7 separate regions of the Homo sapiens genome follow, and regions 1, 3, 4, 5, 6 and 7 are each linked to region 2. The links are chromatin loops, found by intact Hi-C in ENCODE. Cell type or tissue: PC-9. All regions are shown on one strand.

Region 1 (4,000 bases), 330 kb before region 2:
TCTCAAAGTGTATTGCTTTGCCAGTTAGAAGTTGCAGGCATGTGTTTTGAATTTTCTGTTGTTTTATTTGTAGAAAGATTTGGAAGCAGGATTGTTTTATTGAAATATAACGCCAGATTGAGAAAAGCCCATTTCAAAAGGGAATCATTAGTTGGAAGGAAGGGCTTCGTCCAGTCAGTGTTTGGGTCGCCAGATCTGGAGGGTGAGTAATGGACATCCTGAATGTAACTGGAGAATTCTGGGCAACTCAGCAACTCGGGCAAGGTCACTGGGGTGCAAATGTCAAGGGCCGGTGGGGCAAGGACTCAAGGACTCTTAGAGCTCTGAGTTCCTACATTTCCCAGGAGGCCTGTGATGACCCCAGTGCATACGTGATCCAGATCCTGAAGCATTTGCTCCTGGGTGGGGAAATACTGCAAATGCAAACTTGACAATAAGTTTTCCTTTCTGAATCATGAAAAGCTAATTCAAACCAACCACTACAACAAAGCATTGAAATGTTCTCAATGGTATATCTGGCTGGCCAGGGGCCTGGCTGAGGAAGTCACCTCCGCTCCCAGGACTGCATTTGTCCGGGATCCATGCCTCCCGGGAGGATATTGTGAAGGATTCACATCCGCCCTCCCCTCCAGATCCAGGCAGGAGTGCACAGGGACTGTGGGAAGTGTGTCACTCTGGCAGAGTCGGGGCTCTTGAGTCAGCATCTTACACACAGCAGGACATCAACAAATACTTGACAAATGAGAGAATGGTGTGGCAGTTGAGGATCTCTGCTCTTCAAGGCACAGCCCAAGCTCTACACACACAGAACTACCTGCACTTGCCCTGGTTGGCCCCACTGTCCCTTTGTGCCCTGAGCTGTTGCTGTTCTGTATACTGGAAATATCCATCCTCTTCCACCCCTGGCAAACCACTATTCCACGGCAACCTTGTCTTCAAAGCCTCCTAGTTGGCTGCTTTCCTCCACCCCAACATATCTGGCCCATGACCCTCTTACAGCCCGTTTTACAGACCCCAAGGATTTGAGTACCTTGCTCACTAGTCTAAGCTTCCTGGGAGTGCAGCTGCATCTTATTTATAGAGTTTAGATTTACTAGGAGCTCTGCATCTAGCATAGAACCACATATATTACATGGAATAGATTATAGGCTATGTTGGAGCATAACAGACCCTTGGGGTAGGTAGATCACTATCCTTATTTTACAGATGAGGCATAACAAGGTTGAGCAATTTGCAGAAGGTCCCTTGCTAGTAAGTGGTCTGTTCAATGCCTGTGGCTCCCCTAAAAGGCCCACATCCTTGTCTAAAACCTATGCACATGTTATCTGACATGGCAAAAGGGACTTTGAAGATGTGATTACTTTTAGGATCTTGAGGTGGGGAGATCACCCTGGACAATCTGGGTGAGCCTGATGGAATCAAAAGGGTCCTTATAAGAGGAAGGCAGGAGAGTCAGTGTCAGAGAAAGGGATGTGACTACAGAAGCAGAAGTCGGAGAGGGACAGAGACTTGCAGATGCTGTGCTGTTGGCCTCGAAGATGGAGGAAGGGGCCATGAGCCAAGGAATGCAAGTGGCCTCTAAAAGTTGGGAAAGGCAAGGAAACAGATGCTCCCCAGAGCCTCCCAAAGCAATGCTGCCTTGCCAGTATCTTGATTTCAGGATTTCTGACCTCCAGAACTGTAAAATGAAGCATTTATAAGCCATTAAGTTTGTGCTAATTTGTTACAGTAGCCATGGGAAACTCACACAGCGCCTGTAAACTGGAAACCAGGCGGAAACACCGACAAGGGGAGGAAGGAGCACACTGCACTCCCAAAGGAGGTGGTCAAAGGCCCATTCCAAGAGCTCCCTGGCATCAAGGGCCACAGTGGGTTGCAGCCTTCCCTGCTCTCTGCTCTCCCAAGGAAGTCTGTATAATGATCTGAAGAACTGAGGAGGGGCGGGCAGGACAGACCAAAACCCAGGAAGTCACAAGCCCGAGGTGGCTTCCCAAGCCTGGTCTCTGTGCTGTGGCTTTCAGGAACCCTGAGCCAAAGATAAAGCCTCTTCACCAAAACTTTACATTTGTTACCAACAGTCCTGATGCCATGGATGTTCCATGCTGTGTGCAGTGGCCACACACGACACCACCCACCACCACCCCAGCAAAGGCCTCCTGGTTACCAGGGAGAGAGTGGGTGGGAGAGAGTAGAGCTAAGCCAGGAGCTCCCAGGGAAGCCCCCTCCTTAGGAAGAGGACGTGGCTACCTGGGTGCTCAGACCTCCAGCCTCCCCCTCCATCATGGGGATGATGAGAGCCCAAGCAGGTGACTTCCTATTGCTCTTGCTTTTGAAAAGCTCAGTCTGTGGGTCAGGTTGTCAGTCTGTCTGCCTGTCTGGTTCTCTCTCTGGTCAGGCAGCTACAGAAGGACTAGACTGATGAGATAATAAATACCAGCTTTGGTCACCATGAATCAGAGGCACACAGCCAGCTGAGTCACACAATGGGGGTGGCTCAGACAGCACTGTCGAGTTCCCTCTGACCTCACTCTGGAAACGGGGCCAGCTGTTCGAATACGGCAGGGCATTAAGGAACACATTTCACTCCCAAAGCTCCAAGTGTTGTGTGTGCTCTGGCCACAAAATGCTTTTTGGAAAGGAGCTTCATCACAGCCCTTGTAACTCAAGAAAAGGAGACTGCTGATTCTGGAGAAAGGCTGGGACGGGGACGGCACTAGGGATGCCTGAAGCCATGAAGATTTGGCCTGCAGCAGTAGCCGCAGTCCCAAAGTGACCTCAGTTGGCTAAAAGCTGCCTGAAGTCACTAAACCATGTCAAGCCCAAACACCATTCAATGTGTATAGCGAGTACTGGCTTAGTCCTTGTCATTGCAACAGGGTGTCCCCCACTGCTCCTGCCCCCTGCTTTGCCCAGGGTGCCCCAAGGCCCAGCAGGCGATGATGCCAGGACTGAGGGCTGCTCAGGGTCCAAGGATGAAGTACTAAGGGCCCGGGAACTGCAGGCCTCCCCATCCCACCTGCCCACGCGCATCCCTGAGTGCTGAGGAGCATCAGAACAACTCCTCAGAGGCCGAGCTAAAGAGGCCTGCGCTCGTCCCTCCTTGCTACCAAGCTGCCCTTTCTTTTCCCCCCCAGAAAGCTCCAAGTACAGAGGACATCGCTGGCTGGCAGGGGACATGGGCCTCCCAGCAGGACCCAGCTCCGAGAGACATCCATCTTGTTTTCCATGCCTGGGCGTGGCTTTTACATTCCATTGAAAACCCAGGCTTCGAGGTTTAGTCATCAATTTCTGTTCCACTTTATTTCCCTCATCACTCCTAAAACCAAAGCCTCACAACAAAAGTCTGACAAAGGTCCTATCAGGTTTCCCTCCCGCTAGAGATCCTGCCTGATTCTGCTTGGCTTTCAGCCTGGGCCTGGCCGACCACAAGAGGCCTTGCCAGAGCTGGGGTCTCTGGCCTGGGCTGAGGTCATTTCTGCAGCCAGCAGGAGGAGGGAGTGACAAAGGACTCAACCACATTATCATAAGGGAAAGAGAACTGCAGGACAGGGTGGGGCCTGCACTTGTGGATTTCACGGTTGGACTCCTGGGAGCTGGACACAGGCATTGAATCTCAAATGGTTCTGGGGTGACGGGGCCTTGGAGTCCAGGGCTGCCCAATGAGGCCTTGGATCTCTGACCCCAGAAGGTGGGGCATGGAGGAGAGACACGCAGGGGATGGATTCTTCCCTTTTGCATCTGAGCTTCTGCTTCATTTTGGAGCTTTGGTGGAGCTTTAGAGCAACACCTCCCTCTTCAGGGTGACTGTGCATTGTGGGAGTAACACATGGGCATTGGGTCACAGTAACCCAGGTTCAAATCCTAGCCCGGAGACCTGGGGAAACTGACATTTGGTCTCAGAGTTTGAGCATCATCTTCTGTAAAGCTTCATAGTCCCCACTTCAGGGGCTTGTTGGAGGGTCAGAAGAGACAAAGTGTGCCAAGTGCCCAGCCTGAACTG
Region 2 (4,000 bases):
GGGGGGTTTATGGAGGCCTAATTACACAGCCATGATTAATTACACCATTGGCGATCAAGTCAACCTTCAATCCGTCTCCCCTCCCTGGAGGTTGCAAGGGAGGTGGCACTAAAAGTCCCAACTCTAATCATGCCTTAACAAGCTCATTAGCATACAAAAGACACTCTTAATACCCCAGAGATTCCAAGGATTTTAGGAGTTCTGTGCCAGGAACCAGGGGCAGAGACATATTTCTTATTATATCACAATATCACAGCTTGGTGCACAGAAAATAAAGCAAACAAAAATCAAGACAAGGCAATCATTAACTCTAGGAAAAGCAAAAAGTTACAAGAGGGATGAAATGCCATAAAACACTGCACGGCAAAACAGTGAAAAGTATTTGCAAAGTCTTCTTAGTGCAAACATTGAATTTTTTTTTAATGATGGCACTACTATATTGGGTAGTTGAAAAGAAGAGAAGGCAGTGTGTCTGGAGTAGGGTGAGCAAAGGGAGAATGGTAAGAAAGGAGATCAGAAAGGAAAACAGGAATTAGGTCATGCTGAGGTTTGGATTTTCTTTCCTAAGGGTGCTAGAGAGCCACTGGGGAGTTTTAGACAGGAAACTTGAATGCTCTAACTCATGTTTGAAAATAATAACTTTGGCTCTATTGTGGAGGAAAATATACCATGCAGGGATAAGGTGAAAAGCCAGTAGGCCCGTTGGGTAAGAGGGATAAGAGGCTTCTGCAGAAGAGATTTTTCCTATAATGTGGCCTGGACTGGGAAAGGCACACTTCGGGATGTAAGGAAGTGGGTAGGTGGGAATATACTTAGGAGGTTGGTGGCTTACGGAGTAAAAAGAGGGACACAGGGATGACTTCCTGCATGTCAGCACAAGGCATGTGGAGAAGGCAGAGGAGGTTGTTACTGGGTTCAGGAAGGCTGGGGAGGGAATGATTTGCAACTAGAGAGTCTGGGATCTAGGGTTCTGTTTTGGACTTGTTAGGCCGAGTTGCCCCAGAAAGTACCAAGTAGGCAACTGTGCCAGGGCTCAGGGTACAGACAAGGCTAGGGAGAAACTCAGAATATGCTCAGACTCAACAGGTAGTAATTCCTCCTTTTCTCTTGCCAATGCAAAGAAATGTTTCATTATATGTTTGGCGTTTTATACGGCCTCAATGGTATGATTTGGGGCACTGATTGATTGAAGACTTGATACTGAGAATCTAAGGGTAAACAAGCAGTGAATCCTGGAATATATCACAATAGGTAACCCATTCAAAGTGCTTAGGCCTCCCTGGTTTTCTATTTTGGGTCATATCTGTCTTAAGGAAACACTCTCTCTACCAAAGCTGAACTCATAAAATAGTAAAAGTCCTCCCCCGCCCACACACACAAGAAATAATTTCCCATTATTAGCTGGATTTAATAAACATTTTCTTCCAAAAAAAAAATTTGTCCCTGCTCAGTAGACTTCTCTTTATGTGTACAAAGCACGTGCCAAGTTAAAGACCATGTCAGGCACACTTTGAGACACTTTCCGTTTTTTAAAAAGTTCTTTCTTAATAAACATTCAAAAGGACCAATTTGTTTAAAAGTCTTTCAAAGCACAATTCACTACAGGTCGTAGAGTTCTTTAAACCCTCAGCAGGATTCTTTCTTGACTTTCTCATTGCTTTGTGCAATCTTTGTATTTAATCATTTATCCCCGAATTGGTCTTCGCAGTGTGGCTTTTAACAAGAACTGGGTTTTAGCCACATTACAGTAGACGCGGTGGGGGCGGAGGGCAGCAGTGGCAATCGCAAAATAAAACGTATCATAAAGTGGTAACGGTTCGTGATTTAGGCCAGTTGTTGAAAAATAAATGCCTGTTATATAGAATCACAGAACTTGAGAGCTTGCGGCCAAGGGAAGTCGTTCATCGGTGGACCGACAGCGCCCCGGGCGGCAGAAAGAAGGCGGCGGCGGCGGAGACCCGGGGAAGTTGCCGGATTTTTAAAAAGGCACCTGCTGGGTGAGTCCTCACTGTGCAAACGGGAGCCACAGGTGCCCGATTTTAAGGGGCTACAACTCGGGAAAACCTAAGTCTGTAAAACTAAGTACGTTAAACTAAGTAAGTTCTCGCTGTGCACCAAGTTGATGGGGGCGATTATTTACGGCGGAGAAACTGAGTGGAGGAAGGAGGGAGAATTCCGCTAAAGTTTGCCTGCGACTGACAGCTAGGGAGTGACCTGGAAGCCAGGAAGAGGGGCAGAGAGGAAACTAAAGAAGTAGGTAAGAGAGTCAGTTTATGAAAATAGAGCCTGCTGTGGAGAGCAGCAGGCACACCTGCGGAGGAGGGGGCTGCCTCACCTGCGGGGCCGCTGCGCGCCCCCCTAAGTGTGTTAGCGGGGGAGGCGGGGCTGGAAAGGAAACCTGGTGAAGGGCTGGCCCGGAGCCTGGGGTGGGGATATTCACTGCGGGATAGGGCCAGCAAGAGGACCCGACACGCATCGTCCCGAGTGACACGTGTAAATGTCAAGATACAGAGACATCTGCAAATGTCACCCAAGAGGGTGAGGACGGGGGAGCGGTCCCGAGGCTGTGCCCTCCGGGGCAGGTACTGGCTCCTGTGGGGCTGCGGGCCAAGTGTCGCCCTTCCCCAAGGAATTGGCACCTGGGGGGGGGGGGTCGGTCTCGCCGCGCTGGAAGCGCAAGCCCCGGGGCTCCGGAGATGCGCCGGGGCGCGTCGCCCCTCGGGGCAGCCCTGGACCTCGGCGCGCCCAGGCGCAGCGTGCGGTGCCCTCGGCGGGGCGGGCAGCGAGCCGCCCTAGTTCGGCGACTTACCTCGGGCCTCGCAGGGCGCGAGCAGAGCACCGGCCAGGGCGAGCAGGAGGGCGCGGGCGGGGGACACGGGCAGCGGGCGCGCTGCCATCGTCGCCGGCCTTCAGTGCAGCAGCTCTCGGGCCCGGCGGCGAGCGCTGCACCATCCCACGCGGGCGCCGAGCCGGGGCCGGGCGTCGCGACCGGAGGGATTTCCTGCCTCGGCGAGTCAGCTCCGGAGCCCTCGCGCAGCGCCCGCGCCGCCGCTGAGCTCTTCTAGCCTTTCATTTTTAAAAAAGTTTCCCCCCGTGTGTGTGCGTGCGTGCGCGCGCGCGCGCCGTTCTGGCACAAGCCAGCCTTGACCGTTGCAATAAATGAGCAAACTGTCCGAGTTGGCCCGGGGACTAGGAAGAGCGTTAGTGAGAGAAGGCAGGCCTGTGAAATGGATCCACGGCCAGCAGTCACCGTTCTTATTACCGCGGAACAAATTATTGTCTCCCCCGCACCCCCGCCAGTTGGCGGCGTCCCGCGGGTCCTAGAGACCGCTCGGGTCCCCCCGCCAGGGTCCCGCCCCGAGCCGCGGCTCGCTCACCCCCGAGGGTGGGCGGCTCAGACGTGGCTCAGTGGCGTCCGGGCGCCCGGAGCGCACACGTCCCCGCCCCAGGATGATGTGGCCGCAGGGCCCGGGGCGCCCGGCTGCCAAGCGCACATGCGGCGGCACGGTCCAGCTTTTCAGGCTGAAGCTGGAAACGATGACTCTGCTACTCGCTCCCCGGCTCTCTGGGAACCCTCGGAGTGCGGGTCAGGTCTCCACCGCGGCCCACAGCCCGGCGCGCGACCCCGCCCGGCCCTAAGCGCCCAAAGGGGCATCTCTCGCCCGAGAAACAAGCTTGGACTCGCAGGCACAAGACACCTGGGCGTTACTTTTGATCAACAGTGTTAGGTTTTACGTTGATAGATTGGCTCACGTTTCCATTCCATGACCTGGACCCAGAAAAGGGTGTACAGTGACGTTCCCCAAACTTTCCTGATTGTAAGAAGCACCTGGGTTGGCTTGTTAAAAAGATTCCCGGGCGCCCTCCTACGCTTTCAGAATGAGACTCTCCAGGCTGTGAGGCCAGGGGAGCCCAGGGTGTTTGGAGAAACACCAATGAAAGAATGGTGCGCCTTGCCTTCTCATCCTTGTTCCGGGCTGACCCCACCTCTTCAGCCTCG
Region 3 (4,000 bases), 450 kb before region 2:
TGCATCTATTGAGATCATGTCATTTTTTTTTAAATTTTGTTTGTGTGGTGTACCACATTTATTGACTTGCATATGTTAAACCATCCCTGCATCCCTGGTATGAAATCCATTTGATCATGGTGGATTATCTTTTTGATATGTTGTTGGATTTGGTTAGCTAGTATTTTGTTAAGGATTTTAGCATCTATGTTCATCAAGGATATCGGTCTGTAGTTTTCTTTTCTGGTTATGTCGTTTCCTGATTTTGGTATTAGGGTGACTTGGTACCAATTCTTCTTTGAATATCTGGTAGAATTCTGCTGTGAATCTGTCTGGTCCTAGACTTTTTTTTTGTTGGTAATTTTTAAATTACCATTTCAATCTTGCTGCTCGTTATTGGTCTGTTCAGGGTATCTAATTCTTCCTGATTTAAGCTAGGAGGGTTGTATTTTTTCCAGGGATTTATCCGTCTTTTCTAGGTTTTCTACTTATGTGTGTAAAGGTGTTCACAGTAGCCTTGAATGAGCTTTTGTATTTGTGTTGTCAGTTGTAATATCTCCTGTTTCATTTCTTAATGAGGTTGTCTGGATTTTCTCTCTTCTCTTCTTGGTTAATCTTGCTAATGGTCTATCAATTTTATTTATCTTTTCAAAGAACCAGCTTTTTGTTTCATTTATGTTTCGTCTTTTTTGTTTGTTTCAATTTCATTTAGTTCTGCTCGGATCTTGGTAATTTCCTTTCTTCTGCTGGGTTTGGGTTTGGTTTGTTCTTGGCTCTCTAGTTCCTTGAGGTGTGACCTTAGAGTGTCAGTTTGCACTTTTTCAATCTTTTTGATTTAGGTGTTCAGGGCTATGAACTTTCCTCTTAGCACCACCTTTGCTGTATCCAAGAGGCTTTGATAGGTTGTGTCATTATTGTCATTCAGTTTGAAGAATTTTAAAATTTCCATCTTGTTTTCGTTTTTGACCCAGTGCTCATTCAGGAACAGGTTACTTAACTTCCGTGTATTTGCATTGTTTTGAAGGTTCGTTTTGGAGTTGATTTTCGATTTTATTCCACTGTTATCTGAGAGAGTGCTTGATATAATTTCAATCTTCTTAAATTTATTGAGGCTTGTTTTATTGGCATCTGCAAGTTTCATTGGTTGATTTTTCTATATTTTGTTTGGTTTTGGAAATAAGTATAATAAAACACAGTCCTGCTCTTAAAATGCATACAATCAGTTAAATAGCTAATTTCAACATAATGTGATGTGGAAGAAAAACATATTAAAATTGTGCTGTATTTAAAGTTTCATAATAGAAATGTTAATTTCTTTACTAAAGTGACCCTTCTACTGCAGCAGGAAGACTGTTTTTATAATTGAAAGATAGTTTGCGTTTTATTACTTGGCTTTTCTTTATAGTTTACTGTACATGAATATATCCCTAAACACGTATTATTATAATTCTGCCTGTTTTGGGGCAGCATCTACCTTATAGCACTGGCTGAGGGCTGAGCTGAGCGTGGCTCCAAGGGAATCCAGCCTTGGGCAGTAGGTGGCAATGTTGGGCAGGCAGATGAAGGCTCCGGGATGTCTGGCTAGTTATGGGGACTGAGCTGTGGGCAGAATTCCAGTCCTGCGTGAATTAAGGCTGGTCCCCAAACCAAGTCGAAGAGACAGAACAGACTGGAGGAGGAGGTGGGAGAGGTCCATGATGAGAGCCGCTGCCATTTATTTAGCATTGTGTACTGAGCTCTGTGCAGGGCACCTAACAGCCTAGCATGCAGCAACTCAGTTCCCACCACCTGTACCCCTACCGTTTTTTTTTTTTTTTTTTTTTTTTTTTTTTTTTTTTTGCAAATCACGAAGAGAAAGACAGTTGGAATGTGGCAGAACCAGGATTCTATCCCAGTCTGGCTGTCCTCACAACTCTGAATCATCAGGTGACAACAGTGTCTTGCTAGAATTGCCAGTTGCTGCTGCTCGGGAGCAGCTGGTGCCTGCCCTGCAGGATGGTGCCATGGGCCTGGCTGAGCTGTGGCTCCCAGCACGATGCTGTTTCTTCCCCAGGTCTGCTCAGTGCTGCAGTTCAGCAGGGTGGAGGCTATGCTGTGCATGCCCCAATCTCTTCTGCCTGGGGGTGTGGGCAGAGCTGCTGGCCTTCATCTCTCTGCTTGTTTCTCCAGACATCTCCTCCTACTCTGATAGAGACACCCTGTCTTGGGACATCCCCCCATTCATTCCTTCACGGAAAGTCAGCCTATTTTTGTATTTTACTTTGTGGTCATCTTCATAATATTTCTTCGTGGCATCGACAGCAGTTTGTAACTGGGGATTATCTGATTGTTATCTCTCTGCCCTGTGGAACTATAAGCTTCCTGAAGGCAGGGGCCGCATCTGAGCTCACTGTTGTATCCTCATAGCTTTACATGGCACCTGGCATCCAGAAGCCTTACATATTTACTTGATGAATGAATATATGAATGACTTCCTTCAACTAATTTTGTCTCTTACTTCCTAGTTGCCAGGTGGTATAAGACAGCAGGGTTATCATCTAATATATATTTGATGTGATAAGAAACTAAAGTCTTGTTGGGAACTTCAGTCTCAATTGGGGCAAATCAAGATTTTGTGATTCTGAAGCAGTTTGGGGAGTTGTCTTTAAGAAAAAGAATGCTGATTATAAACACAAAAAAGATTATAAATCTGTCTTTTAGAATGCCAAAAAGTATAATTAAAAATATAAAAAGCTGACCAATGTCACAAATGTCATAACATTTGAAAAATAACATTTATTAACTAATTGTCCAATATATTTCTATAATATCTTCTCCTATATATTTTGGCTACATGTTATTATGTTACCTTTGTATAACAATTCTGTCATAATAACTTCAGTGGCTGGAATAGAAAGATAATTAAGTCTTTCTATTAATATAGTAATTACACTTTTTTCTTTAGTCTAAAAATGTTAGACTTGCATAAATGTCTTGCTATATTATATGAAGACTACATTTTTAAGCTAATAAGGGCCACCAGTGAGGGAAAGGTTTACATACTTTCTTTACCTTCTCTGAATTCGTCATTAGGTAGTAGCATGTTTGATGGTAGATTTTCAACTACAGGAAAAGCATGGTACATATTGCTGGAGCATCAGTTTTACTTGTTAGTATATATGTAGAAACATTTTTATATTAGGACAAATGGAAACATCAGAGAATACTGTGCAAAATGTATAATTTAAAGCTCAAACACCAGACTTCATAAGGCTATAATTTTGACCTAATAGCTTGACACTTTTGAATCTAAGACAATAATCCTGATTTCCATCATAGTCTTTCCATTTGTTTGTAGGTATTTAGTTGAATTTAGTGATTTATTTTTTGTCCTTTTTTTCATTCCTTAACTGAAATTTAAACATAACTTTTTATAGAAATAAAAAGGATATACAGAAAAATGCACATATCATAAGTTTATGGCTTGCTGAATTTTCACAAAGTGAACCCACTGGAGCGAGATGCTGTCTCAAAAAAAAAAAAAAAAAAAAAAATTGCCACAACCCCAGAAGTACCTCCTCTTCTTCCTTTCCGGATTCAATCTCCATGCTTGCCAAGGAAACCACAGCCCTGACTTCTAACACCATGGGTTAGTTTTGCCAGCTTTTGAACTCTGTGTAAATAGAAGTATACAGTATGTACTTATTTGGATCTGACTTATTTTCCCCAACATTATGTTTGTAAGATTAATCCATATTGTTGTAGATAGTTGAAGATCCTTCTTTCTCATTGCTGTTCCATTAATATAGCACCATTTATTTATTCCAGTATTGATAAACATTTGTATAGTTTCTTGTTTTTGGCTATTATGAATAGTACCTCTAGGCTGGGCGTGGTGGCTCACGTCTGTAATCCGAGCACTTAGGGAGGCTGAGGTGGGTGGATCACCCGAGGTTGGGAGTTGGAGACCAGCCTGACAAACATGGAGAAACCCCATCTCCACTAAAAATACAAAATTAGCCAGGCGTGGTGGTGCATGCCT
Region 4 (4,000 bases), 360 kb after region 2:
TAACCTCATAACAGTTAAATGCACATGCCTTTCCATCCAGCAACTCCATGCATTCCAAGATATTTGGAGAGGTTGTTCACACAGCCTTGATAGTAAAGGTGAAACATTGGAGACCTCCTAAAAGTCAACCAGTAAAAATTGACCAATTAATTAAGATACGGCCATGCTAGGGAACTCTGTGCCACAATCAAAATGAATGAGGTAACTCTCTGTTCTTACTGGGAAGGGTACCCCTATGGTATCATCAGGAGAAGACCATTATTGTTAGTAAATAGACAACTTTGTTAAAAAATTAAAAGAGTATGTGCCCAATATAATATATGTAAGTTTCTATGCATAGAAAAACTTCTAGAAAAATAGAGATTATCCCCGGAGAATGTAGTTAATAGCAAGATGGGTGGTAAAGTAGTATACTTTCATTTTTTTATTAGAATGTTCTGATTTTATAATTTTTTTAAATCCCCAATCCCCTATTAAAATGCAGATTTCTATGGGGAAGGGTCATTCCATGCTGCCAGGCAGCAGCTTGGCTGGAACCCAGGTGAGTCATGGAAGTGGGTATTTATTAGGCCAATGTCTGAGAACCAGCCCCAGGAGCCTGGGAGCAGCCTGCAATGGAGGGGCTCAGCCACAGAGTCCACTCAGTCTTTTACAGATGGGGAAACTGAGGCCCGGAAGGAAGAAGGATTTTCACAGGAAAGTAGGGACCAAATCCACATGGCAAGGAGGCTCTGACCAGAGCCATTCCCCACCTGCAGACCAGAGCACAGCAAGAGTCGAACAGCAGGATTTGTGGAGTGCTGCCCCAGCAGCCTGGACTTCTGTCGTGGATGGACAGTGACACATCTTCAGCCAGTTGCAGTCACGCTGGGTCCTGCCTCTACCACAGCATTCACTCTCTCAAGGTGGCTGCCCATGCACAGCATATCAAAACCAATGGACCAAACTGTAAAAGAATTGGCCCAATATCCATCTCATGTTTTCCCTTCCAGAATGTTGACATTACTTTATATTTTTCAACATCAGAGTGTCTACTAGGTCAGAAGAATTTAAAGCCAGTTACATCTGGGCCGCTTGATACTAGGGATAAAAGCAGTTTCCATTACATAATGAAATCCTTGGCTTTCCCCATCCAGAGCCACAGCTCCCCTTCTAGTTGATTGAGCTGCTGACTGGCACATGAATACTGTATTTAACTAAAATCAACAAGGACCAGGAGGTATAGGATTTTGCCTGCAATTCCAAGCAATCTGCTGACCTTTCTCTGACACTACTTACTATATTTTAGTGTCGGAATCAATTGAACGGTGGGTTCTAAAGAGAGCAAGTGAATTCATTTGTGCTTTGGGAAAAGGCAGCCCCAGCGATCCTCATCCATCACTGTTAGATGGAAGGGGAAATGCCTTAAAGTGGCTCGTTTTCTTTCAACTGCAATATGCCAGCAGAGCACATAAGGATTCTATAACATGCAGCAGTCACTGTGATTCATCCTCATAAGGCAGTGTCTGGGCCAAAAGAGAATGTAAATCTCAGAGAATCACCTTCTTCTGCTGAGTAAGTGGATAGGGCCATTTGTCCTCTAGGTACCAACCATGTAAGGGGCACAGTGCCCTCTGGTGGTAGCTGCTTTTTCCTGCGCTGCGCAATTGTACGCTCCTCCTACCTGCCCCATGGAAGAACAAGGCGGCTCTGTTCAGAGCATCCCATGGCTGGGTGGCTTGGGGAGTGGGGAGGCCCACAAGACTGTATGTGCTGGGTGAACCTCACAGGGCCTGAGGAAGAGAGTCTGAAATTGACAGTGAAGCAATCAACCTTAAAAAGTATGGCAGAACAGGCCAGTAGGTGCAGGTCTAGCTCCTGTGGGTTGTGCTGAAAAATGGCAACCAACCATCCAGGCAAGAGGCTCTACAGAGTTCTGATAACCTCCTCTCCAGACCTGCTGAAACAATATGGAGAAATGCCCAGCCAAGAAGAAAGACAGCACTGCCTGGTGGAAGAACATGGGCTTGGAAGTCAAAGAAGCTGGATGTGGGGCCCAGCTCAGCCACTTGCTGGTTGAGTGACAGAGGACAAGTAATTTACATTCTACAGTCTGCAAATCCGTTTCTTCATCTGTGAAATGGGAGGGAAGAAATCCTACCTCAAGAGGTCATTATCCAAACAAACAAGACAATCTGCGTAATGGCTCATGGCAGGGTCTAGCAGAGAACAGGTGGTTGTCAAGTGGCAAGTGTGGCTGAGAGTGGGCTGCAATTCAGTGCCCTGTGTTCTATTCCTTTTTTGTAGAATTTATCATTATTATTATTGTTTTATTTTTCCATAAGTTATTGGGGCACAGGTGGTATACTTGGTTACATGAGTAAGTTCTTTAGTGGTGATTTGTGAGATTTTGGTCCACCTATCACCCAAGTAGTACACACTGCACCACATTTGTATTATTTTATCCCTCACCCCCCCTCACTCTTCCCCCCAGGTCCCCAAAGTCCATTGTATCATTCCTATACCTTTGCGTCCTCATAGCTCAGCTCCCACATATCAGTGAGAACATACAATGTTTGGTTCTCCATTCCTGAATTACTTCACTTAGAATAATAGTCTCCAATCTCATCCAGGTCACTGCAAATGCTGTTAATTTGTCCCTTTTTATGGCTGAGTAGTATTCCATCATATATATATATATATATACACACACACATACATACATACAGTTTCTTTATCCATTTGTTGATTGATGGGCATTTCGGTTGGTTCCACGATTTTACAATTGTGAATTGGGCTGCTATAAACATGTGTGTGCAAGTATCTTTTTCGTATAATGACTTCTTTTCTTCTGGGTAGATACCCAGTAGTGGCATTCCTGGATTAAAGGGTAGCTCTTTAAGGAATCTCCACACTGTTTTCCATAGTAGCTGTACTAGTTTACATTCCCACCGGCAGTGTAGAAGTGTTCCCTGATCACCGCATCTATGCCAACATCCGCTGTTTTTTTTATTTTTTGATTATGGCCATTCTTGCAGGAGTAAGGCAGTGTCGCCTGATGGTTTTGATTTGCATTTCCCTGATCATTAGTGATGTTGGGCATTTTTTCATGTTTGTTGGCCATTTCTACATCTTCTTTTGAGAATTGTCTCTTCATGTCCTTAGTCCACTTTTGGATGGGATTTTTTTTTTCTTACTGAGAAGATTTTCCCCCACTCTGTGGGTTGTCTGTTTACTCTGCTGACTGTTCCTTTTGCTGTGCAAAAGTTCTTTAGTTTAATTAGGTCCCAGCTATTTATCTTTGTTTTTATTGCTTTTGCTTTTGGGTTCCTGATCATGAAATCCTTGCTTAAGCCAATGTCTAGAAGGGTTTTTCCAATGTTATCTTTAGAATTTTTACAGTTTCAGGTCATAGGTTTAAGTCCTTAATCCATCTTGAGTTGATTTTTGTATGAGGATCCAGTTTCATTCTCCTACATGTGGCTAGCCAATTATCCCAGCACCATTTGTTGAAAATGGTGTCCTTTCCCCACTTTATGTTTTTGTTTGCTTTGTCAAAGATCAGTTGGCTATAAGTATTTGAGCTGATTTTGGGGTTCCCTATTCTGTTCCATTGGTCTATGTGCCTATTTTTATACAAGTACCATGCTGTTTTGGTGACTATGACCTTATAGTACAGTTTGAAATCAGGTAGTGTGATGCCTCCAGATTTGTTCTTTTTGCTTAGTCTTGCTTTGGCTATGCAGGCTCTTTTTTGGTTCCACATGAATTTAGAATTGTTTTTTCTAATTCTGTGAAGATGATGGTGATATTTTGATGGGGATTGTACTGAATTTGTAGATTGCTTTTGGCAGTATGGTATTTTCACAATATTGATTCTACCCATCCATGAGCGTGGGATGTGTTTCCATTTGTTTGTGTCATCTATGATTTTTTTCATCAGTGTTTTGCAGTTTTCTTTGTAGAGGTCTTTTGACTACTTCGTTAGGTATATTACTAAGTATTTATTTATTTATTTATT
Region 5 (4,000 bases), 400 kb before region 2:
GAAGACCCCAAAATGCACACTTATGGTATCATTTATACGTAGGTGCAGTGTTGAATTGCTTGCCACTTTGCCTTACTTCCTGATTAGCTGGAATGATTTCTGTTGTCTCTAAAAAGCCACTGCTTGTTTCAAATTAAAGAATGAGTCAGCATCATTTGTATTCATGCTCTTTTATGAATTACAATTTTTGGAAAATAGGCATTAGCAGTAACTTTGAAATTAAACCTCTGTACCTTTGAGAGCTTCTTTGACTTCTGAAATATTTTAATGATATGTATTTAAAATCCAGAATGTAGAGACAGACTCAAACAATAGCTTGATGCAATTAGGTGAGCTTCCCATCAGGCTGTTGTGTTCACTGACGTGGAATGGCCCCGCATGGTCTACCCTGGCTAGCTTCTCTGATCTCATGTCATACCATTGTCCCCTTGTCAACTCTCTTATACCACGCTGGCTGCCTCTCAGCCTGGACAGGCCAAGCTGGTTCCCATCGCAGGATCTTGCTCGTTGCTGTGGTCTTGAATACATTTCCTTCTGTTTTTATACAGCTGGTTCCTTCACACCATGCCAATCTCAGATGAAACATCCCCCCGCCCCCAGAAGGCCATCTGAAGTAGCCATCCTTTCATGCAGGCCTCCTGTAGCTCAGAACCTTGTTTTGTATGCCACATAGCATTTAGCTCTGTTGGGCTTATTTTACTTGTTTACTTGTTTGCTTAGTTTGTTTACCTTGTTGTTTACTTGTTTACTTCTTGTTCCTTTCCTGCCTCCTCACCCAGTATTAAACTCAGTGAGAGACAAATAAGACTTCTGCCTGCTTAACGCTCTAGCCGGTTCCTTGACAGTGCTGGCTGTTATATAGCAGGCCTTCCAAATGCTTCTGGCATGAACCAATACCACCAGGAGTAATGAAGAAGTCACTTTTGGCCAGGCATGGTGGCTCATGCCTGTAATCTCAGCACTGTGGGAGGCTGAAGTGGGCAGATCCCTTGAACCTGGATGTTCAAGACCAGCCTAGGCAACATAGTGAAATCCCATCTCTACAAAAAATCCAAAAGTTAGCCAGGTGTGGTGGCTTATGCCTGTAGTCCCGGGCTGAGGTGGGAGGATCACTTGAGCCTGGGAGGTCGAGGCTGCAGTGAGCCATGATTGTGCCACTGCACTCCAGCCTGGGTGACAGAGTGAGACCCTGTCTCAAAAAAAAAAAAAAAAAAAGTTATGTTTTTCTTCTTAGTCTTCATATCATCTCTGACTTATTTCTTCCCCTTGATAGATTTACCACTTGAAAAATGCAAAATGACTATTTTGTGATTCAGGAATACCAAAAATGAGATACAAATATGGTTTTTAGTGAAACTTTTAATTTTGAAATAATTATAGATTCATATCCAGTTGTAAGAAAGAGTGATTGTACCTTTTCCCATTTCTCCCCTATGGTAACATCTTTGAAAATAATAGTGCAGTGTCACAGTCAGGATATTGGCATTGATGCAGTCAAGATGCAGAACAGGTTCATCACTTTCCTGGCCTTTTCTCAAGTTTGCATTGTGATAAAAGTGCTGACATGAGAAGATAGATATGTTTATGTGTATGTGTGTATAAATATCTATAAATATGTATATAATCTGTATATGAAAGCTCCAATTTCAACTGTTACTTGAGTGATAATATATCTGATATTTGAGAAATTTCTCTGTACCTTAAGAAAAATCTGAAATGTAGTTGCAATGTAAAAATAGTTCTTGTTCTGACTACTCAAATGTTATTTTAATCATGTCGTTTTACTTATTGAAGGTATGCTTTTTCTATCTAAAAGCATGAATTATGAGAAACATTTCTCTTGAGAAAGAAAAAGACATCTTTCTTTCCCCCATCACCTTAGCACCACAAGCTGTGTTGGGCAGGTGAATGGGGCCATCCTGCATCGTTCTTTCTTCCTTGGCTGTGCCTTTGCTGGGTGGCCAGGTAGGCAGCCTCAGCTAGAGAAACCATAGCTGCGTGTGCTGGCTTCCAGCCTGAGGTGTGTGTCTGTGTTGTCTGCATTCTCCCCAGAGACCTGGTTGCTGTCAGGCTGGAGAACGCACTCTCACTCTGACGACAGCCTGGCATTGTGGGGCTGGCAGTGACATCTGTGGTCCCTGCTCTAAGGACAGTGGGGAAATGCCTGCGTTTCTCACAGAATTACAAGTACAAATCTTGACGCTAGGTGGCAGAATTAGGCTGCATTAATCTTGACCTCTTTTGCTTCCTTATTTCTTTCTCTACATAGCATTAAAACTAGCAAATGCTTTTCTTGTAAAAAGTGGTTATCTAGAATACCTGATGTTTGGATTGTGGATTTAAGAACTTCTTCCTGATTTGTCAGTTTCTGTTCCCATCAGTCATCAGTCTATCTGGAAACAATGATATTGTCTTTGACTTGGGCTTTCCTCCATGGCTTCTCATAGCCAGTCAGTTACTGAGTTCTCCATTTGTAGAATTGCTTCTGTGCTTTCCCTCTTTAGCTGCGTTTTCCCCTGCAGGATGTAGGCTTTATTTCTGTCTAGCTCATTTGTGGATCCCCAGCTCCTACACCTGCCCAGTGTATTTTCTGATGGAAGGAGTTGACTTTATTCCTTTTTTTTTTTTCTCATCATTCTATCTTGCTGGGCTAATTTCCATTTTAATCTTTCTTTTGTCACATTGTCTTTGGTGGGTCCTCCATTGCTTAAAGGATAAAGGCCAAATTCCTTAGACTAACATTTAATGTCTTTCACAGTTTCCCTACACCTGCCTTTCTTGTTGCCTCTTATTTCTCAGCACAAACCCTCCAGTCAGATTTCTTACTGTCCTTTGAATATGCCTTGACGTTTTCTGCATGTGTGTTCAGTTGTTTTCCCTGTTTGGACAGATTTTCCCCTCTCACCCTATTCTTTCTTCTGCCCTGGTCAGATTTTACCTCCACTGAGAAGCTCTCCTTACTACCCTATTGTCTGTGCCCTAAATTCCTGTGATCGTTGCTGCCCATGCCACGCATTCCATTTATTCCATCAGCGTGTATTATTGAGTGTCTGCCGTGTGTCAGACACTGCTCCGGATGCTGGGGATACGGCACTGGGAAAAAATTCCTCCCTCATGATGATGAAGGCAAACAATAAATAAGATACATAAGTAAAAATAGGTAGTCAGCAGGCAATACATACTGAGGGGCAGCAGCATAGGAAAAATTGAGGGCCTGGGGTAGAGGTGGGGAAGTCTTCACCAAGAAGGTAGCTTCTGAGTAGATCTGAAGCAAGGATACCTGGAGCCTTGCAACTATCTGGGGGAAGAACCTTCCAGACATAGCAAAGGGCAGGTGAGAAAGCCTGGCAGTACAAATGTACCTGGCTGGTCCCAGGAGCATTGAGGAACAGAGGGAACAAGGAGGAAAATAATGGGGGCGAGGGCAGCTGGGTCATGAGAGGTCACTGCCTGGGCCTTGAGGGTTATTGGGAGAACTCTGGCTTACTCTGAGAGAGGCGGGGAAAGCCACTGGAGATTGTGAAGCTGAGAAGAGGTGTGATCCGGCTTATGTTTTACGAGGATCCCTCTGGCTGCTGAGTTGGGAACAGGCTGTAGGGAGGCCAGGCAGCAAGCAGCAGGGAGGACTGATGAAGAAGCTTTTGAAACAGTTTAGGTGGGAGACAACACAACAGTGTGGAAAGTGGGAGGATGCAGGATATGCTTTAAAGATGGATTTAAGAACTTGGTGGTGGACCGAATATGGGATGTGAGATACGGGATGTGAGAGAGAGGATGGTCAAGGGATATGTGGTAGCCAGCACAGGCCCAGTGATGCTGCTGGAAGCATCAGCGTCACAGTCTCAGTGGCTTATGGCAGCAGTGATTCCCTCCTACACACCATGCCCACCGTGGGTCGGCCAGGGCTCCATCCTGCATTGTCCTCCTGCCACAGCCCAGGCCATGCGGCAGCCTCTGCGTGAACATTGTCAGTCACTGTAGCAGGGGAGAGAGCATGGCA
Region 6 (4,000 bases), 190 kb before region 2:
TGCAGGAGCCTGCCTGGCTGCATTTGGTATTTATATATCACTGGTGCCCAACAAATAGTCAATGAATTTGGAGGCTGAAGTAAAGATACTTAGGTGGCCATGTGACAGAGAGAAGTGATGCTGGTAGGGACATCTTTGGGAAGGGAGGGAGGTTATGAGTGGAGAAGAAGCAAGAAAATGCTTCACAGGCCTGAAAGCCCCAGACAGCGGGTGGTACGTGGAAGGCCTAAGTCTCCACCACGCATGGGGTGACATCACCTCCGTGAACTGCAGGAATGGGAGAGGGAAGGGACTGGGGCTTCAATGTGAAATTACAGTTCTTCATTCCACACAAAGACATGTGTTCCAAATTAACATCACTGTTTCCTAAGAAGCGTGAAGATGCAAACCAGGTATCTCCTCATGGGTTGGGGCTGGTGTTCAGTCAAGATGGACAGCCACTACGGGCCTTGCTCTCCTCCCTTGAGTCCACGGCCCTCCCTGGAAAGCCCCCTGTGGGAGGTGCAGATGCAGGACAGGAGAGGGGTCAGTCACCGTTGCAGACGCCCATGCTCTCCGGCATCAGTAGACACATTTCAAAGACTGAATCTCAACCCTGCCATGGCAGAGGGGAGGTCACGCTATCAGGAAGGTCTGTACCTTTTTCTGGTCTAATGAAGTGTAAGACGACAGAATTTACACAACCAGGAGAGAGACCAGAAGGGCCCGGCAAGTCTCATCACCCACATGCTGGATTTGTCTCCAGCTCCTGGAGCCATTGGGAGGGGCCATATGTTCTGCATTTCACCGGCTCTTGCAGTGAAATATTTGCTATCTGGTTTGTGGACGCAAAATGTGCAACCAGGGCCAGTGTAGCCTTTAGCTCGTGTGAATCCTGCAGCTTCTGTTTCTGGGCCTGAAGACAGAGATCCAGCACCTCCCCTGCTGCTCCTACCCAGCTGTGGGTGCCGGGGATCTCTGCCTGCACCTCTGGATGAGGCTGAGTGCCTGGCACGCATCCTTGCAAAGCAAATGAACAACCATTACAAACAGACTCAGTTTTCATCTCAAGGTAGGTCTGTGCTTAAACCTGACAATATGCTCTTTCCATTTTATTTTTCTTTAAACCCCACCAAATTTCATGTGTATTTATGAATATACTGTTACTGCCAAATTCCTGGCACTTTATTCATATTAGAAACTCCCAGCTGTGGTGAGAAAAGAGGAGAACATTTTTCAAGAGGGGAAGAAATGACTTTTCCCAGTATATCAGAAATATGTCCCATTTTATTACCACTATCTGATATCAAAGAGTAAGGAAGGTAGGCTTGAGCAGAAGGCCTGTAGATTCCAGAAATTTCTTTCAGGGCATCTGTGTCTTTTTATGGTGAGCTTTGTGCTTTTGGGGCCCTAGGAATAAGGAATTTAAGTTATGTAGTCAAGTCCTCAGTCTCACTTTAAAACTACCTGCTTACCAGGTTGAAGACCCCAATAAGTTTAGACTAACCACCTGAATGAAGGTTTCGTTTGGGGCAATTATCTAGATGATTCAGTAAAGTGTAAGAAAAAGTGATTTCAAAGCCTTGGACAATGACAGGAGGATGAGGCAACCCAGCCCTGCTGAAAACTTATCCACCTAATCACCATCGAGATCAGCGGGCCTGACCATCCCGCTGAAATGGCCGGTGTTCATTTCAAGTCATGCCAACAATCATATCTGCTTGCAGTGCATGAGTCATTTTAGGCATAACGGCCACCAGCCAATTTCAACGACTACCCATGACTCAGCCATATTGTCAAGTTCGCAGCCCCTCCTGGCCTCCAGCTAATGCGTTGGGATTCTACCGCAGAAACGCTCCCATAAACCTCTGCTCATCAAGTGTCATCAGCCCCATGCATCATGTGACCCTGTCTGTGGGAAGCTGCTGCTGCTTCCCAGAGTGTGTCTCGGACCGTCTTACACATCTAAACAAAACCAGGTTTTCATTTTTAGACTTCAGTGAGTTATTTTACTAAATCAGAGAAAAATAAACATTTAGAATTACAAATGGAATACATATAAAGTTTCTGTACATGTCAGTAATATTCCCTGATAATGAAAGAATAAGGATGCATTCTTTTAAAATAAGTCATCCTATCCCTGTCTCTCTAGCTAATTGAGATTGTGCATGACCTTGAGAAAGGCATTAAGGTTTGTTCTATTAACAAACATAGACAGTGTGCACCTGATCAAAGCAATGCTTTTTGGTCAAATGATTGACTAACAAAAACAAAAGCCCACTGGCACAAAATACAGGCACTCAATGGGGTCTTCCACACGCACCATGACCTATGTATATAGTCCATCAACAGAAGGAAGGACAGTGACTTACACACTAGTTACCAGACAATTACCACCTACGAGATGCTCTTTAATATTCACTGTTCTATTAATTAGAATATTCTATGAATTGGTATTTCCATGCAGGGTCTGACCTGGGCCACATAATGAGGTGGAACAGGTGCAAGCTGTTAAGGTTGGCAAGAAGTGCAGCTCACACGGGGACTGGATGGTCTGAGGGCACTAGGAGGGAGCAGGAAGGACTCCAGACTTCCTAGGTCTTCAGTTAACTCAATGGTTTTTGTCTTTGAAAATGGAGTAACAGATTAATAACCATGACATTGATCCCCAAACACGATCAGATGCCTTCAAGTATGGTCTCAAGGCTCAGGAAGTTTATGCTCTAATTATGAAAATGAAATTGAACAGTAACCAACACCAATAAAAGCAGGAGCATTTGGAGGTTAAAAACCAGAATTTTGGAGTCAGAAAAATCAGCACGACTCCTGTCTCCATCTCCCACTACTTGGTGAGATCTTGGGCAAGGGATTTGCCTCCCTCAGCCTCAGCATCTTAATCGACAACACCACGATATAATGGTTCCCACACTGTGGAGCTGCCGTGGGGTGCCAATAAGATAATGTGTGCAAAGAGCTCAGTTACGGTGCCCAGTGAACTCTCCAGGAACGTTAGCTATTTATGGCAAGAGCAACATCAGCAGCAACAAAGCACCAGATGAGAAGCTCTAAATGGTTCAGAATGTTCAAAGGAGAGAGGATTCTCAATAGGTTGGAGTCTCCAAGACTCTAGAGAAAGAGCCCAGGATGTGGTTTGAGATGGACGTTGGAGAGTTGTTAGGACTTAGATTTTGTGTACGTGATGGGGGCAGGGTGGTGGTGGTGGTTAAATCAAAGCAACAGAGATGCTGTAAGCAAAGGCACAGATATTGTAAATGGCACATGGAATGTTCTAGAAACAGTAGACCAGTCTGGGCAGGGCATAAATTTCTCATATGGGAGGTAATAGGACGTGATCCTAGAAAGGTGGGGTTGTCCAGGCTGGAAAAGAGTATGAGCATCAGGCTAAAGTAGTCAGAATTTCTTCCACAGGCCAAATGGTTATTGAACAACGGAGTGAGAAAAAGGGATCATTTGAGAAAGGATAACATGATGTGTGCCGTGGGTTGAACCGTCCTTCCAAAAAGATACGTTTAACTCCTACTTCCCGGCACCTGTGATGGTGACTTTATTTAAAAATAGGTTCTTTGCAGACGTAACCAAGCTAAGTTGAGGTCATACTGGAGTAGTGTGGGCCTTACAAGGAGAGGGAAATTTGAACACAGGCACGCAGAGAGGAGGCTGCCATGAGACGAAACAGAGATACAGAAGAGAAACAGGGGAAAAGGCCAAGTGACAAGGGAGGCAGAGACTGGAGTGTTGTTGCCACGAGCCAAAAACGCCAGGGAACCCCAGGCAAGCACCAGAAGCTGGAAGAGGCGAGGAAGGGTTCCTCCCAGAGCCTTGGGAGGGAACGTGGCCCTGCCAGAAGTCACAAGTCCTGGATTTAGGATTTCTGCCTTCCAGAGCTGCGAGAGACCGAGTTTCTGTTGTTTGAAGCCACTCAGTTTGTGGTGCTTCATTACAGCAGCCCTGGGAGATGGGGAACTGGCAATGTACAGGGAAGACATGATGTAGTCACCAG
Region 7 (4,000 bases), 250 kb before region 2:
CCACCTCTTACCAGAGTTACTCTGAAGACACCTACCCAAGCCTCCGCTTCTGTGCACATTCCCTACAGTCTATTTCCAGCCTGGCAGCTGGAGTGCCCCTGTAAAAATGTGAAGTCAGACCACATCACTTCAGCTCCAAGCTCCCTGGCACCCATCACTGGGGGGGAGGCCAAAGGACATCTGATCACCTTCGTGACCCCTGGTGATCCTACCTTTCCACTTCCCTTCTGACCTCATTTCTCTCTACTGCCTCCCTGTCCCTGTCCACTCTAGTTATGCTGGCCACCTCGCTGCTCTGGGAATATCCCAGGCATCTTTCTGCTTCAGGAGCTTTGCACATGCTCTTCTCTCTGATATGCTACCTACCTCATCTAAAGGGCTCACCTCACCTCCTTCCGAACCTCCCTGACTACCTGTTGCCTTTCCTGTCCTCCATCTCAGCTTTGTCTTTCTCCATGATCCTTGACATCATGTATCTTACTCTATGTCCATTGTCTGTTCCTTCCACTAGGAAGTGCTCCAGGAAGAATGCATTTTGTTCAGTGCCGTGCCCCCAGAACCTAGAACAGAACTGGCAATGAGGAAGCACTCAAGGAATGTTTTCTGAACGAATGAATAACTGAAGAGAAGCAAATTCAAACCACAAGGCACCTCCTTCACTTTTCAGAGTAGCAGACATCTTAAAGTTCAATTGTGTTGCATAAATAGGACATAAAAATGCTTTTAAAAAAATGCAGGTATGCAGAAATGTGTGTGTGCATGCAAATGTGTGTGTTCACTCAATGATTTGGGTCTGTGTCTGCTAACTTGGAGAGACAGACAGGGTTGGGTGACAAAAGAAAGCCGTAGAATGATGTATATGATGTGACTCTATGTTTGTAAAAATAAACAAATACACACCCCAATCTCTGACTATGTGTTTACATGCACAAGGGATGAGAAAGCTGGGAGGGGAATTCCCAGCTTGCATTTTTATCTGAGTGGGACTGGAACGGGATGAACGAGGAAGAGGAATAGCTTTGTGTACTTATTTTTAGTTACATGAAAGGACCAACGCTGGTAAATACTTAGAGATAAATCAGATGTATTGAGCAATGGGGAACATGTGAGCAAATAGAACTCTCATTCTCTGCTGGCTGGAGTAGAAGTGAGGGCAGCAAAGAATAAACTGGTAGGTGTGTGGTTGTTGTGTGTGTCACATGCATATTCTCATCCTCCATGATCCCACACAGAACCTGCAAAGACGTCACAGGAACTGCTGATGCGCAGAATGTGATTCTGCTTTTTAACTCAAGCAGGTATATCCTTCCAGGGCCTTCTCTCTCTTCCCTCCCATGGAATCATGCTTTGGTGCCTTGGGCCAAAGTTACCCAGGACTCTGAGGTTACAAACATTTAGTTCACAAATTCGATAAGCAAATCCAGTAAAAAGGCTGAAACAGCTGGAAATTTATCAAACAAAATGATTTTCCTGGGGAGCACATAAGGGCCACCTGATGGCCAATAACTGTGATGTGGAAGGAAGCGGGCTGTGAGTAACACCTGGGGTTGACTTGTCTAGCATGGGAAGGTAATTGTTTCCTGCATCATGCCCGTAGCATAGTAGCAAACCCCCTACCAATCCATGCCTCTATTCAACTCACCTTGGTTGTTGCTAAATTAGTTTCCTTACTTTGTTTCCTAATGAGAGGAGGCCCTTTAAGATTTACATTAAGCCAGCAGCTTCAACATTGGTATGTAATGTTCTATCTTTTAGCACTGGGAATTATAAAGCATCAGAGCCACATAAATGGAAAATAATTCACAAAATGCTTGGATGTAGAAACTCAACCAGTTCAGTCGCTTTTACCCCACCAGGCCTGAGGATGGCACTGTAAGAGGGGGCATGAACATGAGGCTAAGATCCTGGGTGGCCATGCTCTTGTAAGCAGTGGAGAGAGGGCCTCCGTGTTCTCTTGCCTAGGTGGAGGTGTAGCTGAGCTGGGAGCCCCCATCACTCACTCTCAGTGCTTTAGCACGAGCAGGAAAAGACAGAGGTTGCCTGCAGTAGATGGCTGAAGACTAGAGCCGCCATGGTCATGGCCACTTACCTGAGACCAGAACACGTGCTGAGACTGACTGCTGAATCAGAATATCCCCGTACATGTCCATGGTAGTAACAGTGACCCTAAAGGGGAGGAGGAGAGAATCCCATTTCAGTTATAACACATTTTTGCCCACTTATAATAAATCAACTGCCTCTTGTTTTTAACTATAGAATTTTCCATTGCATAAAATATTGTTCTACAGTCTTAATATTTAATGCAAAGCCCAACATGACCCAGCCAGGGTCTATGTCGGGAATATCTGATTTACTTACAGATTACCAACAGCGGTTTTTAAATGAACCCTAGTTTCACTCTTGTCTCTCTGGCACCCTACAGGAAAGCCCTGATACAGAACGTTTTACAAAATCCAGCAGCAAAACAAATCACATTGACATCGCCATTTTACCCTCATGTAAATTGTCTTTTGTAATGAGATGAAGAACTGTAGGGGGTATTTAAGCACACTGTGAAATGTAATAAAACAAGGCCTAAATCTGTGGCTTATGAAAACGGGAAAGCAGATGAGAGGAAGTGGGGGTGAAGAAGGAAGGAGGGGACCTCACTGAATTACCCAATTGAGAGCTGAAAGTCTATCTCGGCAGGAAAGAAAAATAGGAAGGTCTTCTAAGTCTAAGACAAAAGTTCCCGTGTGTCATGCCTGCAATATTCTATTCTTTGATAATGTCACAGCTTACAAAAAGAAACCACAGCACAGACACTTCCTTAGTGAAGACAGATATCAGTCCGGAATCAAGGTTAATTTTATCATCGAGCAAAGGTTATGCTGCAGCCCCAATTAAGTGGCAGACTGGCAAGAAGTGGCTGAGTATACTCAGTACTCCTCACTCAGATCCTCTGGACGCCAGCTGGGTGCAGGTCTCTGCAGAGAAAGGTACATGCATCTTCTCAGGGTTTCCTCTGAGAAGCTCCTCTTTTGAGCAGCTCAGGTGTTAGTCTGTCTCCACTGCACCCTCCTTAGCACACAGCTCCTTCACACACGACAACAGTCATGCACTTTGTCCAGCGCAGAGCTTGGTGTCCAGTCATTCTGCCCAACAAAACCCACCTTGACTTTGCTAAGAAAAAGCACCAGATGCAATTGAGTCATGAAGAAAACCAGACACCACCATGGGAAAGGGGCTAAGATGATCTCTTGGTCTCAACGTAGATGACAAAATTCTCAGATCATCTAAAAGGCGATGAAAGGAGGGTGATAGGGTTAAGGGGTTGCAGGGACATTTATTATTCTGTTGAGCTTTTTCATATTAATTTTAGAAGTTCTTTATATACTCAGGATATTAATACTCTGCCTGTTATTACATGGGAAATGTCTTTTAACTTTGCTTATGGTATTTTTTGTTCAGAGTTTCCAGTGTATATCAATCTAAATGCATTTGTCGCTCTCTTCATGCATTTTTTGCATAGCTCAAGGTGGCTGTTTTCAGGGTCACAAATATGTTCTTCTTTATTTTCTTCTATCTTTATAGTCTGACAATTAGCTCTTTAATCCATCTGGAATTAATTTTTGTGGGACTGTGAGGTTCAATGCTAACTTTCCCCTAAAAATGAGAGCCAGCTGTGCTTTGCTGCCATTTTTCCTTTTCTCACTGATGTGACATGCTACCTTGGCATATATCAAAGGCCCACAGTATGTTTGTGGTGCCACTTTTGTACTCTCTGTGCTAGCCCACTGAGACAGACATCCATTTGTCTGTTTCTGTGCCAATTCCACACTGTTCCAATGACTATTGCTCTATACTCTATTTTGATATCAGGTAGAGTTAAGTTGTCCTTTAAAATTAAGATTAAATTCACTTGCCATAAAACTCACCTTTTAAAAGCATATATAATCAGTGGGTTTTGTTGTATATTCACAATATTATATACTCATCACCACTAATTGATTCTAAAACA

What was found. Hi-C counts contacts between places; a loop is a spot of excess contacts. Peaks named below come from ENCODE experiments on the same cell type or tissue, not always from the same donor. Only the 100,000 strongest peaks of a DNase experiment are listed, where the experiment ranks them.
Region 1: it touches region 2 in a loop (7-fold over the local background); 4 of 110 quality-filtered maps call a loop at or near these places.
Region 3: it touches region 2 in a loop (5-fold over the local background); 6 of 110 quality-filtered maps call a loop at or near these places.
Region 4: it touches region 2 in a loop (25-fold over the local background); 6 of 110 quality-filtered maps call a loop at or near these places.
Region 5: it touches region 2 in a loop (13-fold over the local background); 74 of 110 quality-filtered maps call a loop at or near these places.
Region 6: it touches region 2 in a loop (9-fold over the local background); 4 of 110 quality-filtered maps call a loop at or near these places.
Region 7: a loop joins it to region 2, with 5 times the contacts of the local background. A loop is called at or near these places in 4 of 110 quality-filtered maps.

Annotation. Positions count from the first base shown.
Region 1 is chr10:126,060,163-126,064,162 of GRCh38, forward strand. All of the region lies in intron 14 of ADAM12 (ADAM metallopeptidase domain 12), which reads right to left. Among named protein-coding and RNA genes, the nearest start is that of FANK1-AS1, 89 kb to the left of the region's middle. In PC-9, no CTCF peak of the experiment used is centred here; DNase peaks (open chromatin) are centred at 2,469 and 3,439; H3K27ac peaks cover 2,745 bases.
Region 2 is chr10:126,385,249-126,389,248 of GRCh38, forward strand. ADAM12 (ADAM metallopeptidase domain 12) reads right to left here and starts at 3,229. Exons shown (of 23, transcript NM_001288973.2): 1 at 2,810-3,229. The coding sequence starts at 2,897. In PC-9, CTCF peaks have their summits at 1,944 and 2,147; a DNase peak (open chromatin) is centred at 1,933; H3K4me3 peaks cover 2,441 bases; H3K27ac peaks cover 1,044 bases.
Region 3 is chr10:125,932,944-125,936,943 of GRCh38, forward strand. The region is part of intron 1 of FANK1 (fibronectin type III and ankyrin repeat domains 1); the gene reads left to right. Among named protein-coding and RNA genes, the nearest start is that of FANK1-AS1, 38 kb to the right of the region's middle. RefSeq lists an enhancer at 1,508-2,008. In PC-9, a CTCF peak has its summit at 1,521 (motif pointing right); DNase peaks (open chromatin) are centred at 1,588 and 1,888.
Region 4 is chr10:126,747,620-126,751,619 of GRCh38, forward strand. No RefSeq gene overlaps it. Among named protein-coding and RNA genes, the nearest start is that of C10orf90, 79 kb to the left of the region's middle. In PC-9, a CTCF peak has its summit at 1,643 (motif pointing left); no DNase peak of the experiment used is centred here.
Region 5 is chr10:125,980,301-125,984,300 of GRCh38, forward strand. It overlaps FANK1 (fibronectin type III and ankyrin repeat domains 1), which reads left to right. Exons shown (of 11, transcript NM_145235.5): 2 at 1-38. Among named protein-coding and RNA genes, the nearest start is that of FANK1-AS1, 9.0 kb to the left of the region's middle. RefSeq lists a silencer at 2,111-2,160. In PC-9, CTCF peaks have their summits at 2,216 (motif pointing right) and 2,425; a DNase peak (open chromatin) is centred at 2,211.
Region 6 is chr10:126,197,680-126,201,679 of GRCh38, forward strand. All of the region lies in intron 3 of ADAM12 (ADAM metallopeptidase domain 12), which reads right to left. Among named protein-coding and RNA genes, the nearest start is that of ADAM12, 190 kb to the right of the region's middle. RefSeq lists a silencer at 2,752-2,932. In PC-9, no CTCF peak of the experiment used is centred here; a DNase peak (open chromatin) is centred at 1,732; H3K27ac peaks cover 2,075 bases.
Region 7 is chr10:126,133,495-126,137,494 of GRCh38, forward strand. ADAM12 (ADAM metallopeptidase domain 12) reads right to left here. Exons shown (of 23, transcript NM_001288973.2): 5 at 2,090-2,166. Among named protein-coding and RNA genes, the nearest start is that of FANK1-AS1, 160 kb to the left of the region's middle. RefSeq lists an enhancer at 1,684-2,883. In PC-9, a CTCF peak has its summit at 1,899 (motif pointing right); a DNase peak (open chromatin) is centred at 1,027; H3K27ac peaks cover 331 bases.